Linked DNA regions of Homo sapiens: region 1 is linked to region 2. The links are chromatin loops, found by intact Hi-C in ENCODE. Cell type or tissue: ascending aorta. All regions are shown on one strand. Links, peaks and the distances in the headings refer to the core of each region. The heading gives the core; the rest is flanking DNA. Region 1 overlaps SPECC1 (sperm antigen with calponin homology and coiled-coil domains 1). Region 2 overlaps SPECC1 (sperm antigen with calponin homology and coiled-coil domains 1).

What was found. A loop is a pair of places that touch in the nucleus more often than their neighbours do. Peaks named below come from ENCODE experiments on the same cell type or tissue, not always from the same donor. Only the 100,000 strongest peaks of a DNase experiment are listed, where the experiment ranks them.
Region 1: a loop joins it to region 2, with 4 times the contacts of the local background. A loop is called at or near these places in 3 of 110 quality-filtered maps.

Annotation. Positions count from the first base shown.
Region 1 is chr17:20,059,064-20,069,037 of GRCh38, reverse strand. The region is part of intron 1 of SPECC1 (sperm antigen with calponin homology and coiled-coil domains 1); the gene reads right to left. Among named protein-coding and RNA genes, the nearest start is that of SPECC1, 55 kb to the right of the region's middle. RefSeq lists enhancers at 4,452-4,521, 4,982-5,031, 8,903-8,982 and a silencer at 4,748-5,042. In ascending aorta, for the core only: no CTCF peak of the experiment used is centred there; DNase peaks (open chromatin) are centred at 2,587 and 4,807; H3K4me3 peaks cover 1,808 bases; H3K27ac peaks cover 5,230 bases.
Region 2 is chr17:20,112,712-20,122,685 of GRCh38, reverse strand. The region is part of intron 3 of SPECC1 (sperm antigen with calponin homology and coiled-coil domains 1); the gene reads right to left. It also overlaps the pseudogene KCTD9P1. Among named protein-coding and RNA genes, the nearest start is that of SPECC1, 110 kb to the right of the region's middle. In ascending aorta, for the core only: a CTCF peak has its summit at 5,796 (motif pointing right); a DNase peak (open chromatin) is centred at 1,694; H3K27ac peaks cover 789 bases.

The sequences.
Region 1 (9,974 bases), core at 671-8,670, 53 kb after region 2:
ACCCCTGTGACATGAGTTTACCTATGTGATAAACCTTCACATGTACCCCTGAACCTAAAATAAGTTAAAAAAAAGAAAATGAAAAGATAACCCACAGAATGGGAGAAATCATTTGCAAATCCTATATATGATAAGTGTCTAGTATCTAGAATGTGTAAAGATCTCTGAAAACTCAATAATAAAAAGACAAATAACCCAACTGAAAAGTGGGTAAAGGATCTGAACAGGTATTTCTCCAAATAGACTATACAATACAAGTGGCCAACAAGCACGTGAAAAGAAGCTCCACATTAGAAAAATCAATCATTAGGCATTATGCAAACCAAAGCCACTGGGAGATGCCACTCCACATCGACTGGGATGGCTCTAGCCAAAAGAACAGACATTAACAAGTGCTGGTGAGGATGTGGTGACACTGGAACCCTCATACATTGCCTACGTAAATGTGAAAAAGTACAGCCACTGTGAAAAACAGTTTGGGGAGTCCCTCAAAAAGTTACACCCAGTTACCATTATGACCCAGTAACTCCAGTCCTTGGTATATATCCAAAAGAATTGAAAACAGAAGTTCAAACAAGAACCTGCAGACAAATGTTCACAATAGCACTAATCACAGTAGCCATAAAGTAGAAAAAACCCAGTGGCCATCAGCTGTTGAATGGATAAATATAAAGTGTACATCCACACAGTGAAATATTATCCATCAGTAAAAAGGAATAATGTACCGATACATGGATGAACCCTGAAAACCTTATGTTGAACAAAAGGAGCCACACAGGCTGGGCATGGTAGCTCATACCTATAATCCCAGCACTTTGGGAGGCTGAAGCAGGCAGGTCACTTGAGCCCAGAAGTTTGAAACCAGCCTGGGCCAACATGGCGAAATCCTGTCTCTACCAAAAATACAAACCAGGGGTGGTGGTGTACATCTGTGGTCCCAGCTACTTGGGAGGCTGAGGTGGGAGGATGGCAGAGGTTGCAGTGAGCTGAGATTGCAGCACTGCACTCCAGCCTGGGTGACAGAGCAAGAACCTGTCTCAAAAAAAAAAGAGAAGCCACACACAGAAGACCATCTATTGTATAATTCCACTTCTACGCAATGTCCAGAAGAGGGGAATTCACACAAACAGAAAGTACTTGAGTGGCTGCCACAGGATGAGGGAAGGAGCGATGGAAGGGTGGTAACTGCCCTGGGTTTTCGGGGCGGGGGGGTAATGTTCTAGAATTTGACAGTGCCAACTATTGTATAACTTTGTGAAGATACAAACAAATCACCATATTGTTCACTTTTAAAAGTATGAATTTTATGGCAGTGAATATAAGTGAATACATGTTATCTCTATAGAAATATGATATATACTATAAATGTTAAAAATATTATAAATATGTAAACATTTATATAAATGTAAATATATGTGAATTTATGGCATCTCAATAGAGAAAGTGATACTACAAAATATCCAGTGATATGGAACAATGACGACAATATATTTTGGTGGAAAATACAAATTGTAAAGTGTATGCAGTAGGAGCTCATATTTACATTTAGGCATATAAAAAGACTGAAAAAAAAATCTATATATTAAGAATGGTTAGGTTGGGCGTGGTAGTTCACGCCTGAAATCCCAGCACTTTGGGAGGCCGAGGCGCATGGATCACCTTAGGTCAGGAGTTCAAGACCAGTCTGGCTAACATGGTGAAATCCTGTCTCTACTAAATACAAAAATCAGCTGGGCGTGGTGGTGTGCACCTGTAGTCCCAGCTACTTGGGAGGCTGAGGCAGGAGGATCACTTGAACCTGGGAGGCGGAGGTTTCAGTGAGATGACATCATTGGAATCTACATCTCCAAAAAAAAGAAAAAAGAAAGAATGGTTATCTAGGTGGTGGAATGATAGGAAATTTTAATTTTCTTTATGCTTTTTACATTTTTCTACACTGTCTACTATGAACATGTAACAGTTTTGTAATTTTTTAAAATCTATTTAAGGCTGGGCATAGTGGCTCACACCTAGAATCTCAGCACTTTGGCAGGCCAAGGCGGGAAGATTACTTGCATCCAAGAGTTCAAGACCCGCCTGGGCAACATAAAAGCCCTTATCTCTACCAAAAAAAAAAAAAAAAAAAATTTGATTAGCCAGGTGTGGTGGTATGGCACCTATAGACCCAGCTACTTGGGAGGCTGAGATGGGAGAACTGCTTGAGCCCAGGAGGTTGAAGGTACAGTGAGCAGTGACTGTGCCACTGCATTCCAGCCTGGGCAAAACTCTATCTCAAGAAAAAAAAAACTACTTAAGCATAACAACAATTATGTATCCTGACAGTATCAGACTCTATTTGTAAATTCATGGCTTATATTGCAGAAAGTAAATACAATTCCACCTGAGGAAAGCTTTCTTATTCGTAGAAATAATTAAACCCTGCCCAAGACATCCTTTGCAGGAACTCTCCTCCTGGATTCTGTAAAAACAGAGTAAGATGACCAACTATAATGGCATGCTGAGGTGTTCATTTGCAGGGAGACCGGGAAGTATCAGGGTAGCCAAGCTCCAGGAGCCGGATGGATGACTCCAGACCAATGCTCTTCCACTGAAGGAATCTCCGTGCAGGCTAAGTTCCTAAGTGGGCATCCAGCCAGCTCTGCACAGAACAAGAATTCCTAAATGCTAGCCAAAAATCAAAGCTTAAAAATGCTCTGTTTGCTCTTGGAAAACAAATTTATCAACCCTAAAAATAACTAGGAGAAAGGCAAAGATGAAAATGACTCTGAGTGAGTTTCAAACAGATGTTTGGCTAATTTTTGCAAAGGCTGTTAGAATAAGAGTCCTCAGAGAGGGGTACCTAGGAGACTCTAATGATTCAGGATGAAAGGGCACACTCCCATTTGTAAAAAAGGTAAAAAGCTTCATGAGTTTCCGAGTTTCACCTAGCCAGCAACAGATCCAGTTTTTATTATCAGAAAATGGGTATGGATAGAAATTGTTTATCTGATGGTATGTTGTTATGATTGACTGATAGATAGATATAGATACAGATATAGATATACATATAGATAGATAGATATAGATAACAAATTATAACAAGGACTATGGGCATTAGAACCGGTTCCTGGCTCCTGATGCCTATAGTCCTTCTTATAATTTCAGGGCACTTTAGGCCTCAGGAAACAGAATCTCTCTCTCTCTCTGAACTTCTCCTGTCCTTTCACGTGCCCAAGACAGGACCCTTCTCTAATTATGGGTCAGGAGTCCCTCAAACTAGAGAGAGTCCTAACTATACCCTAAAGGAAGGAATGTTACACAGAGAGACCAAGAAAAGTCTTGAAGAGACAGGCATGCTAGGTTTAGATCATGTACTTTTTGTCCAATCACATTTCTACATGGTTGTGGTGCCTATGCAATGAAGCCTCCATAAAAACCCAAAAGGTCACAGTTCAGAGAGCGTCTGGACAGCTGAACACCTGGAAGTTTCTGGAGGGTAGTGCACCCAGGGAAGGCGTGGAAGCTCTATGCCCTTCCCCATCCTTTGTCCTACACTTCTCTTCATCTGTATCCTTTGCGATATCCTTTATAATAAACTGATCAATGTAAGTTAGTGTTGCCCTGAGTTTTGTGAGCTGCTCCAGCAAATTAGTTGAACCCAGAGGAGTCATGGGAACCCCAACTTGAAGCCAGTTGGTCAGAAGTTCCAGAGGCCCAGACTTGAGACTGGTGACTGGAGAAGGAGGCAGCCTTGGGGCCTGAGTTTTGCCCTGTGGGATCTGATGCTCTCTCCAGGTAGACAGCGTCAGAGTTGAACTGGAGAACACCTAGCTGGTGTCCACTACTTCTATAGAGAAACCCCCATACATTTGGTCACAGAAGTCTTTTTCCGTGTTGATGACTGTTGTTGTGGTGTGAGAGCAGAGGAAAAACCCAGTTTGAGAGGGTTCTTCCAAAACAGGTGGGTTAGATCATGATTAATATACAAATTGTTAAACAAAATCTGAAATTTGACACAAGCATGTAGTTTAGAAATACATTGCTCTTCTTTCTAGTATCTATAAAGTCTGACTATAACTGCTCATTTCTACTAAGAGGAACTTGACTTCCATGATAACCAAACCATCTCTTTAGATGACTTTTTAATTTTGTTCTGAAGCATGACATTTTACCATAAGAAAGTACACAGGGAGAAGTAATTACAGAGGGAAACATACCACACCCGGCAAGGAGTGGTTAGTGAAGTTGGCCTTCTCATGAGCTATAAGACAAGGTTCATCATGCCCTCCCTGTGAAAACATAAAGGCAAGGGCTTTCTGTAAGTACATGGCTAGAAACAAGAAGTTTGTGGGCTTACAAGTTACAATACGCTGGTACATTTTCAGTTTTAAGAACAATACTGTGGTGCCAGGTGAATTCATATGCCGAAGGTCATGTAGCATGACCTTGAGAGGTCCCGTAGGGATGGAAGACGTCTGGCGCTGGGACAGATCCTCCTGCTGTCCTCCCACCCCAGCACTAAACACCCTCTGCTTCTAGCGTCATGTACCTGCCACCCACACTGTGCTTCCCTCCCAGGCTGTGTGAGGATACAATAAGGCTATGCATACATTTGCATTTGTTTAATTAGCCAGAAAGAGAAAAGCAGTTACCCTTTTGATTCCAAAGCAGATGTTAAACTAATTTGGGGAAAGAACAAGAGTCCCAGAGAGTCTGAAGAATGACTCATCGTCAATCCCCCACAAGTTTCATCACACTTGGTGGTGTGCCCGTTCTCTGACTCTCCTGCCATCAGGGTTCTGGATGTGCAATGCCCTTCTCTGGCCCCCAGCTGCTCCTCTTTTGGCTGTCCCAGCATCACACTCCCTCCGAGCTGGGTTTGCATGCTCACAAGAAGCTGAAGCCCCGACTCCTGTCTCTTCGTGGTTTTTTCCATGCCCTGCTGGTCTCACTTGCCTCACTGACTAGTCTGAAACCCCAAGATCACCTCCTTCTGCCAACTCTGGCCCTGCTTACTCAGCCACCAGCCAGAGACTGCCAACTCATTTTTCTTTGTTCCTGATCTAGGTCTCCAAACAGAACTGAAAAACCGAACTGCCCTGAGGCCATTTGGCCCTCAGCACCTCTAAGTGATTGTTTTATTCATTTCCAACTGTCTTCTTTTCAAACCTCTCAAAGCGTTTATTCTAAATGCCTTATTCTGTTGGCTAAGTTTAACTCAGAGGGAAGGGTTACTAGCCTGACTGTGATCTTAGGTCAAGCACTACTCTCTACTTCAGCCTTATTAACAAAGCTGATAGTCTGATTCAGTCTGCCTGATTCCTGACTCATTTCTTGATGGATTCTGAACTGCCTGTGTTTGTGATGGCAGTTGGGAGTGAGGAGGTGAAGGAGAATGATGCCAACAATTGTTTTCCTGACCCTCGACAACTATCTTTGAACCTTTGTTCCCACCTTCCTCTACATGAACGGGTCTTCTCTGAGTCCACAGAAAGCAGGATGAAGAATGAATAAAGATAAAAACGGCAATTAATTAAACAGAAAACATTTTTTAAATGACCTTGAAGATTAATAAAATGAAAAGCTGATGCTTTGAAAGGACTAACAAGATAGAACCTCTGGCAAATCTAATCAAGAAAGAAAAAAGGAAGGTACCCAAATTAGGAACAAGAAAGAGAACGTAATTACATATAAGGATTTGTAAACTAGGCAAAGCAGATCATTTTCTAGGAAAACATAGAATACCAAAATTAACTCAAGAAGAAACAAACAGTCCAACAGAAAAAAGGCAAAGGATATGAAAAGGCAATTCACAAAAATCCAAATGACTGCTAAACATAAGAAAAGATGCTTAACCCATCTAATAGCAACCAATATGAGCTAAAGCAATGAGGTATTTTTAAACCCATCTTGCAGACTAACATTTTAAGAAGAGATAAGACTATTAGCAAAAATATAGAAAATAGTCTCTTTCATGGCTCTTGAGAGGCAGTTGGGATGGGAATTATAAGGAGTGACTTCATATTTACTCTATATCTATATATTTGGCTTTTTATAAGAATGCGTTTCTTGGCTGGGCACGGTGGCTTATGCCTGTAATTCCAGCACTTTAGGAGGCTGTGGTGGGCAGATCACTTGAGGTCAGGAGTTCGAGACCAGCCTGGCCAACATGACGAAACCCTGTCTCCACTAAAAATACAAAAATTAGCCGAGATGGTAGCGTGCACCTGTAATCCTTGCTACTCGGGAGGCTGAGGCAGGAGACTCACTTGAACCCAGGTGGCAGAGGTTGCAGTGAGCCGAGATCCCACCAGTGCACTCCAGCCTGGGTGACAGATTGAGACTACATCTCAAAAAAAAAAAAAATGTATTTCTTGTGTTATACGTGAAATTTTGACCTGGTATGGTGGCTCATGCCAGTGGGGAAGCACTTTGGGAAGCTGAGGCAGGAGGATCACTTGAGCTCAGGAGTTTGAAACTAGCCTGGGCATCATAGCAAGGCCCCATCTCTAAAAAAAGTTTTTAAAAATTAGCCAGGCACAGTGGCACATGCCTGTAGTCCCAACTACTTGGGAGGCTGAGGTGGGAGGATCACGTGAGCACAGGAGTTCAAGGCTGTGGTGAGCCGTGATCACACCACTGCACTTCAGCCTGGATGAAAGAGGGAGAACCTGTTTAATTTTAAAATAAAAATACCTGAAATTTTTTGGATGGAAATGTTAAGCGTTTTAATGCACAAAGGTTAATGCTACGACTGTTACGGTATGTTTAGACTGGAGAACAAAATTTTTTTTTTTTTTTTTTTGACGACAGAGTCTTGCTCTGTCACCCAGGCTGGAGTGCAGTGGCGTGATCTCGGCTTACCTCAAGCTCTGCCTCCCAGGTTCACGCCATTCTCCTGCCTCAGCCTCTCGAGTAGCTGGGACTACAGGTGCCCACCGCCATGCCTGGCTAATTTTTTGTATTTTTTTAGCAGAGACGGGGTTTCACCGTGCTAGCCAGGATGGTCTTGATCTCCTAATCCACCCGCCTCGGCCTCCCAAACTGCTGGGATTACAGACGTGAGCCACCGTGCCCGGCCACAAAATAATTTGAAATAAAGACATAGACAAAATAGTTTATGGATCTGAAACATAATAGGTAAGAAAAAGGAAAAATAGAAAAGTAAGTAGCAAAGTGTAAACTGGATATGATACAGGAGAAAATAATATATACAAAGCATTAGTTCCAAGAGGGCAAAAATGCTGTCTTGTCTTTCAGAGTGCCTAGCACACAGCAAGCCCTTAATACATATTTGTTGAATAAATGAAAGAAAAATGGGACTGAAGTCAGTAAGTTATAGAAAACATTAAAAAATTTATGTGATTGGTAAGGAGAATAACTTAAAGACCTTCCAAATGTATCTGTCAAGAAATCAATTTCCTCATAGGCCTTGCTTAGCCAAGATTCCTGAGTGATGATCAACTAGGGGATTTACTTGTTTATAGCAATCAAAGGTTCAAGGTTCCCAAAGGTTGCATCTTTAAGGATCTACCAGGTGCACTCTCAGACTGGCCTCTACCATGGTCCTTGCCACCAAATGGCTACAGCCCAATGTACATACAACCTGCAGATGGAGGACATGTAGAGGCCCATGGAAGTTCAACAAAAGCTACACTGGGAATTCCTATTTCAAAAGAAACAAATGGGCCAAGTATGGTGGCTCATACCTGTAATCCCAGCACTTTGGGAGGCCGAGGTGAGTGGGTCACTTGAGGTCAGGAGTTCCAGGCCAGTCTGGCCAACATGGTGAAACACTGTCTCTACTAAAAATACAAAAATTAGCCGGGCGTGGTGGCGGGCACCTGTAATCCCAGCTACTCAGGAGGCTGAGGCAGGAGAATTGCTTGAACCTGGGAGATGGAGGTTGCAGTGAGCCGAGATCGCGCCACTGCTCTCCAGCCTGGGTGGCAGAGTGAGACTCTGTCTCAAAAAGAAACAAAGAAATAAATGAAACAATTTTGTTCACATATATTTCACAAATTTGAAATGTTAAAGGTATTATGGTCACTGATATCCTGTTTCATTCTTTATATAATCATTAAGTTTGAAATGTATACTTGCACTACTAACACAGTAGTTAATCTTAGTCCTACAAGTTACTGCTTTTACACAATATATTTTCGTAATATGTATGCACTGGTGTTTATGTACGTGTTTATGTTTATATCTGTTAAAATTAGCAGTTTCCATCTTTTTCTATTTTGTACCATCACATCAGTTCAGAAGGATTGACAGAGCAAAATGATTTGATGAAGTATAAAAGTCACATGGTGAGTGGCATAAATACAACTCTGAACAATTAGGAGGCTCACTATTGACTGGAACTAAACTGCAAGCCAGAAAGACACATATCCTATATGTCAAGAGATGTACCACCCAGGCAGTTAAAGAAGGGAAGTACACATAGAAAGCACAATGGTGAATAATTAAAAAATTGGAATTTATCAGACACTGGATTCATTTGCTCCTAAAGTCAGAGTCCTCTATTGTTTTTTTGTTTTTGTGGGTTTCTTTTTAAATTTTTTTATTTTTTGTAGAGTCGGAGTCTCACTGTGTTACCCGGGCTGGTCTAGAACTCCTGGCCTCAAACAAACCTCCTGCCTCAGCTTCCCAAAGCATTGGGATTACAGACATGAGCCACTGAGCCCAGCCCAGACGCTTTAGCATTTATGAAGCTTCTGAAATAGTTGTAGAAACCGCATAAGCTTTCCATGTCACTTTCAAAGTTTGATGGTCTCTTTAGTAAACCAACCAAGTTATTCCTCAAGGGCAAAATAACATTTCTCAGTGCAAAACTGATGCACTTCATTACCAAAAGGAAAAGACCACAACTATAGAGGCGTCATTGAAAGCTGCACTCTTCAGAGGCCAAAAAAAAAGGTACAAACACATACTAATGGAACATTCTTTAGAAGAGCCCCAAAGTTAATGATAAACATTTTCATCAAAGAGAAAAGAGAACAAGGTGTTAGCAAATTCCTCTATCAAATAACACTAAACATCAAGGAACATCAATGGCATGCCATGTGGAAGAGGAAGTGCTAGCTCATGTACAAACCAGTAGATAATTTCAACTTGCTGCCGAATGAAACCTCTTTGCAAGGTATGAATCAGCACTTCTCATGTTTGTTTTGCTTTGTTTTGTTTTGTTTTTAGAGACAGGCCCTTGCTCTGTCACACAGGCTGGAGTGCAGTGGCACGATCAGAGCTCACTGCAACCTGAAACTCCTGGGCTCAAGGGATCCTCCTGCCTTAGCCTCCCAAGTAGCTGGGACTACAGGCCCACCATGCCCAGCTAATTTTTTAAATTTTCTATAGAGATGGGATCTCACTAGCACCTTTCATGTTTGATGTTCATATACAACGACCAAGGTACAATGTGGAAAAGGGTCTCAGGGATCTAAAGTGAAGGAGGACCAGAAAGAAAAGGGGTTGCTACATAGAGTAGAAGAAGTTGCACTTCATGCCAGTCTACAACACTGCTGTTTTCCTCAGAGCAGAGTTGATGATCTAAATCAGGGGTCCCCAACCCCCAGTTCATAGCCTGTTAGGAACCGGGCCACACAGCAGGAGGTGAGCAATAGGCAAGCGAGCATTACCACCTGGGCTTCACCTCCCGTCAGATCAGTGATGTCATTAGATTCTCATAGGACCATGAACCCTATTGTGAACTGAGCATGCAAGGGATGTAGGTTTTCCGCTCTTTATGAGACTCTAATGCCGGAAGATCTGTCACTGTCTTCCATCACCCTGAGATGGGAACATCTAGTTGCAGGAAAACAACCTCAGGGCTCCCATTGATTCTATATTACAGTGAGTTGTATCATTATTTCATTCTATATTACAATGTAATAATAATAGAAATAAAGGCACAATAGGCCAGGCGTGGTGGCTCACACCTGTAATCCCAGCACTTCGGGAGGCCAAGGCAGGCGGATCACGAGGTCAGGAGA
Region 2 (9,974 bases), core at 1,234-9,233:
GAGACAAAGAACAGAATGGTGCTTGCCGGGAGCTGAGGGAAGGGGAATGGGAAGCGAGTGTTTAATGGGGACAGAGTTTCACTTTGAGAAGATGAAACAGTTCTGGAAATGGAAGGTGGTGATGGTTGTACAACAATGTGAATGAACTTAATGCCGCTGAACTGTACACTTAAAAATGATTATGTGTATTTTTCCACAATTCAAAAACCAGGAAAGTTGAGAGCCAGCTGGCTCTCCCCTTCAGAATATATCCAGACGCAGCTGCTGTTCCCCGGTGCCATGGCTGCCAGCCCAGCCCAGGTCACTTCTTTCCTAGACCACAGCCCTAGCCTCCAAGCTGGTCTGCTTACCCCATCTGTCCACTCTCAACAAGCAGCCCAAAGCAGTCCTTTTAAAATGAGGTTGGGTCATATCACTGCTCTGTGCAAAACCTTGCAAAAGTTCCCCAGTGGAGTCAAGAGTAAAAAATCCAAAGTCCTGACAGTGACTCGCAAGCTCCCCCATCTTTCTATCCTCCTCCCCAACTGCTTGTTCACTCTGCTGCGGCCCCACTGGTCTTCCTGCCACTCCCTTGACGTGGGGGACACGGGCCAGCCGTCATCTCTGCCTGGAATGTCCACCACTCCAGCTGTTCACCTGGCTTTCTCATCTCTCCCACGTCTTGCTCATGTACCTTTATGAAGGCAGGGATGTTTGTCCTGCTCACTCATATAGTCCTTTTGCCTAGAACAGTGCCAGGCACATGGTAGCCACTCAAAGATATTTGTTGAATTAATCAATAAATACAAGCATTGTTTCTAAAGTCAGAAACATTTGTCAGAACCAGAACTTGTAGCAGAGGAGAAGGTGGGTGCTTTTGACAAGGCTGCCACCTAGTGGCTGGATTCCTTGACAGCCTTCTGGGGGTTCCACAACCTTTCACTTGACCCTGGGGCAGGCAGGGAGGACCCTGCACACAAGGAACCTCCTCATTCTCTAAAAGCCACACCACTGTGTAACATGAGATACACACAAAGGACACCTCAGGGAGAAAAAGAATAATAAGAACTGGAATCCAGGCCAGGCGCAGTGGCTCATGTCTGTAATCCCAGCACTTTGGGAGGCCAAGGCAGGAGGAGCCCAGGAGTTCAAGACCAGCCTGGGCAACATGGCGAGACCCCGGTGGTGTGCACCTGTAGTCCCAGCTACTCGAGAGCTGGGGCAGGAGGATTGCTTGAGCCCAGAAGTTGGAGGCTGCAATGAGCTATGATTGCACCACTGCACTCCAGCCTGGACAACAGAGCAAAACTCCGTCTATAGAAAAAACAACAACAACAAAAAAAAGAATTCAGAATTCTTTTTTGGAATTCAGATAAGTGAATAATATTAATGAAATAAAACCAATTAGAAAAAGTGGATGTTCCATATGGAAACCTGTGGTGGGCACGGGAGAGAAAAAGTAAAACTGGTTTGACCTTTCCAAAGCCAAGGTTCCTGGTCTAGATAAAATAACCATGCTCTTCCTATGGCTATTGTGAGCATGAATAGAGACAGCAGCTCAGAGAAGCCGGCACAGTGCAGGCAGGTGGCAGGGCTCAAAAATAGAAGCCCCTTTTGTGATTTTTGCTGTGTTCTTGCTATTGTTGGAGCAAACTTTGGCATAGCCCCAGAGAACAGCATAAGGCCTGGAAACCAGAAACTGGAAATAGTCTTGAAAAGAATGAGGAAGCTCATGCCTCCCCATTCAAGCAGTTCCAATACCACCCATGACAGATGGCAAGTTGGCGCCCTAGGCAAGGCTGAGACAATAATATAATTATTACGACCAAAAGATTACATGATTTCTCCTGGAGTAGATTTCAGGGATTCTCCCTGAGGACAGATCAGCTCCCAGGAAAGGGTGCAATAAAATATAGGCTGACTATAGATTTAATTCTTGTAAGTTCAAAATCACAACACTGTATTAAAATTTCATGACAAAAATCTTTCTCAAAATTAATACAATTGAAATAAAATATAGATAATACCATGCTATGCATCGTAGAAAACTTGTCCCCAAGTCAAAAGTACAAAAACTAAGTCTTGCATGGCATAAAAAGAATTCTGCCCCCTACAAGTCTAATATATAGTTGATTTCCTGTGAAAAGAAATTTCCTCTGAAAGGAAATCAACTATATATTGCCAGAAGTCCCCCAATTTCCTTTAATTTTATTCTTTTCCTTCACAGCTGAGCCTATAGAAAATTGGTTTAAGTCCAGTGAACATCTAATTTCTAACACACTAAATAATTTCCATCTTTGTATCAACTGTATTTTTTTTTTGAGACTGAGTCTCACTGTGTTGCCCAGGCTCGAGTGCAGTGGCACAATCTCGGCTCACTGCAGCCTCCACCTCCCAGGTTCAAGAGATTCTTCTGCCTCAGCCTCCCAAGTAGCTGGGATTACAGGCACCCGCCACAACACTTGGCTAATTTTTTTCTATTTTTAGTAAAGAAGGGGTTTCGCCATGTTGGCCAGGCTGGTCTCCAAATATCTCAGGTGATCCGCCTGCCTCGGCCTCCCAGAGTGCTGGGATTACAGGCATAAGCCACCCCACCCGGCAGTACTGAGATTTTAAAACCCAAGCTTATTACTACAGGGTGAGTATCCCTTATCCAAAATGCTCAGGACCATAAGTGTTCTGGATTTCTGATTTTTTATTTTGGAATATTTGCATTATACTTACCAGTTCAGCATCTCTAATCCAAAAATCCAAAATCCAAAATGCCCCAGTGAGCATTTCCTTTGAGCATCATGTCAGTGCTCAAAACATTTCAGATTTTGAAGCATTTGGGATTTTGAATTTTTGGATTTGGGATGTTCAGCCTGTACAACTAGTTGCTGTAATCCCAACCAGCACTTTCATTTTCCTCGTTTTCACGCATGTAAAATAGACAAAATGCAATCAAATATTGAAATGATTACCGAAACAATACTATACAACTGTAGAGGTGATAACACCTGCAACAGACAGGCACTGCATACCACTGCTCCTAATGGTCTGTCCTAATAGACTGGTATTCACCTATTCCAAATGAGGCAGTCTGGGGACAGCATGACAATGTACAAAAGTATCAGCTGTCCAAAGGTGCTACAAAAATGTTGAGGACTACTGACATTTAAAAATAAAAGCTCTTGGCTGGGTGTGGTGGCTCACGCCTGTAATCCCAGCACTTTGGGAGGCTGAGGCAGGTGGATCACCTGAGGTTGGGAGTTCAAGACCAGCCTGACCAACATGGAGAAACCCGATCTCAACTAAAAGTACAACATTAGCTGGGCGTGGTGGCGCAAGCCTGTAATCCCAGCTACTCAGGAGGCTGAGGCAGGAGAATCACTTGAACTCAGGAGGCGGAGGTTGTGGAGCGCCATGGCACTCCAGCCTGGGCAACAAGAGCGAAACTCCGTCTCAAAAAATAAAATAAATTTAAAAAAATAAAAGCTTCAGAAACAAAATGTAATTTTCAAATTCAACCCTATTAACTCAAATAATTTAATTTCACTTAAATGAAGTAACTGACAAACAATTTGTATAACTAGGAGAATAATAACTGTCACTTACTTTTCATTACAGTCTATATAAATTATTCACAGACCTTTTTCCCAACATCACTGTATAGTAGATATGTAGTTATTTCCTTCCTTTGACAAATAAAGGATGCCAATGCCCCTTGGGGCATGGGAACTTGTCTACTTTAGGAGCCAATATGAAACCAAGGTCTTTTCCTAGAATCCTGTGCAAAGGAGCAGATGCTATAAGCAAACAATAAAAAAAAATCCACCAACAAATGGCTAAAGAACACTACAAAAGGCAAGTAGAAGAGGAAGGATTTTGTGAAGGCAAAAAAAAGTTTAGTTTATATTTATATTGTCTAAATTTATGTTGTATTTACCTTGTTTTTAATTTTGTATAGCAATGTATGCATATGTTTAAAATGTTCAAACAGCACAGGAAAATCTAAAATGAAAAAATTTTCCTCTGCCACTATCAATTCTGCTAACTCTCCTCAAAGATAATCATTCTGACATCCTTCCAGGAAAAAAAAGTTGATTTTAATAATTAATATATACTTCTAAAACCAAAACCAAATTAAGGTTATACCATATGCACCATATTATTTTCCCCACTTAGTAATGTATATTGGAAATCTTTCCCTATCAGTACACACAAATCTACTGTATTCATTTTCATGCCTGTATACTATTCTACTGCACCAAAATCACATTGTTCAACCAGCCCTGTATGAATACATACTTAGGTTGTTTCCCATATTATACTATTATAAATAATCATGCAACTGAACTTGCTCATACATGTTGGCATCCTTTTCCAAGAATATCAGTAACCGTTAAGTGCTAAATAATAGAAATGCTTGGTGAAAGATTAAATTAAGATTTAGATAGATATTACCAACTTGTCCTTGTGCATCAACCATATGTGGCTCTTTACACCCTTAATGACACCAGAAATGATAAACTGTTTTAATTTTTGCTAATGTATTAGCGGAAATTATATATCTAATTGTTGTTTTGCTTTATTTATTTATTTATTTATTATTTATTTATTGTGAGACAGGGTCTCACTGTTGCCCAGGCCGGAGTGCAGTGGCATGATTTCAGTTCACTGCAACCTTCACTTCCCAGGTTCAAGTGATCCTCCCACCTCTGTCTCCCAACTAGCTGGGACTACAGGTGCACGCTTCCATGCTTGGCTAATTTTTGTATTTTTTGTACAGACAGGGTTTCACCATTTTGCCCAGATTGGTCTCGAACTCCTGGGCTCAAGCAATCAGCCCGCCTCAGCTTCCCAAGGTGCTAGGATTACAGGCGTTGAGCCACCGCACCCAGCCTTGCTTTACATTTCTTAAGTAAGGCTTAGTATCTTTCCACTAGCCATCTGTATTTTTCATGGGCGCTATATATATTTCTATTATATTATTTTTCCTTTTCTTTTTTTTTTTTTTTTTTGAGACAATCATCCCACCTCAGCCTCCCAAGCAGCTGGGACTACAGGCACGCACCCAGCTAATTTTTATTTATTTATTTTTGTAGAGATGAGGTCTCACTATGTTGCCCAGGCTGGTCTTCAACTCCTGGGCTCAAGCAATCCTCCCACTTTGGCCTCCCAAATTGCTGGGATTATAGGCATGAGCCACCACATCTGGCCTATTTTTCTTTTTCTTATTGATTTGTATAAACTCTTTGTAAATAAGCATTTTGTTACATGTATTGCAAATAATTTCTTCTTTTTGCAAAGAAGTTTCTTATATTTATGTAAGTACATTTTTCATCTTTTCCTTTATGGCTTCTGTGTCTGTTCCTACTTAGAAAGGTTCTTCCAAGGCCAAGACTACAAATTAATTCTCTGATGCTTTCTCTTTGTAGTCTTGCAGTTTCATTTTTTAATATTTAAATCTTTAATCCTCCTAGAATTTATTTTGATGGGAGGAATGAGATAGGGATCCAGCTTTATTCCTTCCTAAATACTTACTCGGTCACATTTTTGAGTGAATTATCCACCGTGATATGAAATGCCACCTTTCCCCTGTACTAAATCTTCCAGTGTATTCTGCACTTTGTCCACCGTTCCACTGAGCTGCCTAGCACCTCTTCAGTTCCAGAATGCCTAAGGTTAATCCCCTGATTAGTATTGTCAGAATTTTCCTGGTTACTCTAGAATATTTATTCTGCTAGGTCAGGATTTCTCAGCAGCAGTACTGTTGACATTTTTGGGCAGGACACTCTCCACTGCAGGGACGGTCCTGCGCATCCTAGGATGTTTAGTATCTCTGGCTTCTACCCACTAGATGGCAGTAGCAGCCCCGAGTCATGACAGCCAAAAAAAAAAAAAAAAAAAAAAAAAAAAAAGTCTCCAGACACTGCCAATTGTTCCCTGGGTTGGAACTGGGGGACAAAATCGTCCCCCATTGAGAACAACGGGTTTTAGATAAATTCCAGTTATTTTATTCAGGTTTCCACTCCCAAATTCCCACTGAATCAAGATGAAAAGGAATTCTTAGAATAATTCAGACATCCTTATTACATTTTATATCTTGTACTAAGTTTAATCTTAATTCTATTTAATCTTCCTAAGAATCACATATATGCTTTCACTTATTTATGTCTTCTTTGAAGGACATAAGACTTCTCCTTCAAAAGAGTTTTAAGATTTTTTTTATAGATGCTCACACTATTTCTAAATATTTTGCCCTTTCATTCCTTTATAAATAGAACTGTTTCTTACATTATTATCTTTTCTAGTCACTGGTAAGAAAGCTACTGATGGCCGGTCATGGTGGCTCATGCCTGTAATTCCAGCACTTTGGGAGGCCAAGGTGGGTGGATCACGAGGTCAGGAGATCGAGACCATCCTGGCTAACATGGTGAAACCCCATCTCTACTAAAAATACAAAAAATTAGCTGGGCGTGGTGGCGGGCACCTGTAGTCCCAAGCTACTCGGGAGGCTGAGGCAGGAGAATGGCGTGAAACTGGGAGGCGGAGCTTGCCGTGAGCCAAGATCGCGCCACTGCACTCCAGCCTGGGCGACAGACCGAGACTCCATCTCAAAAAAATAAATAAATAAAATAAATAAAAAAGAAAGTTATTGATATATTATAGTCTACAACTAGCCACATACAGAACTCTTATTGTCTCTAATAGAATTTCAGAAAATTCTAAGACAATTTTCAGGAAATTCAAAGCATACAATGTTATTATCTGATTACAATCATCATTTTGTTCCCTCATTTCCAATATTTATGTACTTCTACATCTCTCTTATCTTACTGCCTTGGTTAGTATCTACCGAAAATTTTAGATGACTGGTGATAGTAAGCAACCTTGAATTATCTTTGACTTTAATGGGAATCGCTGGCTTTTGTTTGTGACACATACACATCATTAAAGAAGTCTCTGCACATGTATAGTCTATCAAGAGTTTGTTGTTAGAAAGATTGTTAATTGTGTCACATGTATGTTCTGTATCTATAGAGATAACTACAGTTTTTCTTCTTTGGCCTGTTAATATGGTATGATAGATTATATTCCAAAATTTCTTAATATTCATCCATTCTTGGGTGGCATAAATTCACTTAGTTGTGATGTACACTACTGTTCTTTTAATTTATTGTTGAATCCTATGCACTAATATTTTGATCTCCAATTTTTTTTATTTTTATTTATTTATTTATTTATTTATTTGAGACAGTCTTGCTTTGTCACTCAGGCTGGAGTGTAGTTGCACGATCTCGGCTCACTGCAACCTCCACCTCCCGGGTTCAAGTGATTCTCCTGCCTCAGCCTCCTGAGTAGCTGGGATTACAGGCACCCGCCACCGCGCCCAGCTAATGTTTGTATTTTTAGTAGAGATGGGTTTTCACCATGTTGGCCAGGCTAGTCTTGATCTCCTGACCTCATGATCCACCCACCTTGGCCTCCCAAAGTGCTGGGATTACAGGTGTGAGCCACCGTGCCCGGCTGATCTCAAATTTTTATATTAATATTTGATCATGGGATCAGTCTTTTTTTTTCCTTTTCCACACTTTACATCATTTATTAATGCAGTATACATTAGATCTAAAATCTGCAGTTTCTAAACACACCATGTTATATCTTTCGGATCCTTCTGCAGTTTTAGGTTATTTCTACAGAGGTACCTTTAAGTGAGTGAATAACACATTCTATAATTCCTGAAAATATAGTACAAAGTGAAATGATTTAAATATAATTTAGGCAAATGTTGATTATGAAAATAGATAATCTCTCAATACAATACTTCTCTGTCTTGGTAAAAATAATAAAGCAAAGAAAATAATTCATTTCTGAAGTTGCTTTCCTTCACTTGTAAAGGTCTGATCTTCTCCCACTATGCATATGTGCCCTTTACTGTCAAAGAAAGCTTTGCATATGTAGATATAGAAGAATACACTACATAAATACTAAAGATGAGTCATTCTCCCAAAGGAGACAAAAGTGGTTTTCAATGATTCCTTGCCTCATGTTGATGAGTCTGTAGAATTCAGAACCCTGTGGACACAGCTAACATCCCTGCTCTTGGGGTAGATGTAAGGACACCAGGTCATTGGTAGGGAGATACAGGCCCTTCCTCTACTGTTGCAGAGAGAAAATGACTCAAGAAAAACAGGCTAAATTTCACTAAAAAAAAAAACAAAAAAAAAAACAGGCTGGGCGCCATGACTCACGCCTGTAATCTCAGCACTTTGGGAGGCTAAGGCAGGTGGATCACAAGGTCAGTAGATCAAGACCATCCTGGCTAACATGGTGAAACCCTGTCTCTACTAAAAATACAAAAATTAGCTGGGCGTGGTGGTGTGCACCTGTAGTCCCAGCTACTCGAGAGGCTGAGGCAGGAGAATCGCTTGAACCCAGGAGGCGGAGGTTGCAGTGAGCCAAGATTGCGCCACTGCACTCCAGCCTGGCGACAGACTGATACTCTGTCTCAAAAAAACAAAAACAAAAACAAAAAGTAAAAAATGTAAGTAAAAGAATCATAGGTGCTGACTGATTGGTGTTACATCTTGGACCAGCCAAATGCCTTTATTTTTACTTTCTTTATATATACTTTTTTGGTGGCTGTAATCAAATATATGTTTAAAATTCCTCATTCCCCACTGTAGGGTTCTAGCAGCAATTATATTACATTGCCTTTTAACAGGCAACTCTACCATATTCATTCATATTGTGTAAGCTTTGATTGCAGTAGATCTGGATTTAATATCTATTTCTAAGATGGCCCTATGTAAAACTATTTGGTATTTGAATTAAATGAATATTAATGGTGCACCTTGGTTTTTTGGTTTTGAAGTATCTTCCTATGCTTGTGCTGATTGTATGAGAAAACTAGGCTAATAGTGTGAATAGACAGAATTGCTTGGTCTGGTGTTGAGTGGAACTTGCCTAGAATGACATTCTGAGAAATGCTCATTTATAAGTGTTGTAGTGATAGGTAAGTTCTTCCTCCATCCGGAGTTCCACTGTACCTTTGGAATGACAGTGATGTACAACGATGTCTTTCTTTCCACTCTGTCTCAATCAGTAAGAACTGGATATTACTGTAATTTAGCTACTGTTTTGTTCTAAAAAGTAAACATTATAAAAATGAACCTGAAGAGTCTTAGGGAGTCTGATCTTACCATATTCATATGCTGTGACAAGTATTTAAAGAAGGAGGCATCACTAAAGCTATTTATAAACCTGAACAACCTTTTCCAAGTTTTCGTAAAGTTTTTACAATTTAAATATCCATACTGCATCTAGTATTCAATAAATATAAATTGCATATGTTGTGCTTTCCATAAATTAAAATCCTCAAATGCATCTCAAACCAAGATGGTATTTCCACATCATGCCTATTTAAAAGCAAATGTAATAGATACTATTCCTGGTCATAAAACCAGGTAAACCCCCCTACCCTGTTCAAAAGGCAGCAATATCTAGTTTCCCTATATCTATTAAATGAGTGCTTTTCTGTTAAAAATCAGAATATGGAAAAAAAAGTCAATTTTTTCCCTTATGCACCACTGAGAACAAGCATAATCCTCTAAATTTTTTTTTAACTTCCTTACAGTGTTATTTCTTCTAGACAACTGAGCGGGTGGAGAAAGAAAAGTGATAAGGAAAACATTTTCATCTTGTACATGTTCCTCCAGCCCCTAAAATTCTCATCTAACACTTTGTGACATGTGTAGTGGTGTTAGCATCTCTTCAAATCTAGCTCCCTTCATGTTGGACCCTCTCAGGTTGGCTTCTTGAAGATCACACCCAGACAGATCACAATTCTCTAAATCAGTTCCTGCCAGAGTTGCTCCTCTGAGGTTACAGTTCTTCAACTTTGCATTTTTTAAGGTAGTCACTCTCAGGTTAATTCCTGTTATCTGACTTCCTTCCATATCCACACCTTTCAGGTTAGCACCTTCTAAATTGGCTTTAAGACCGGAAGG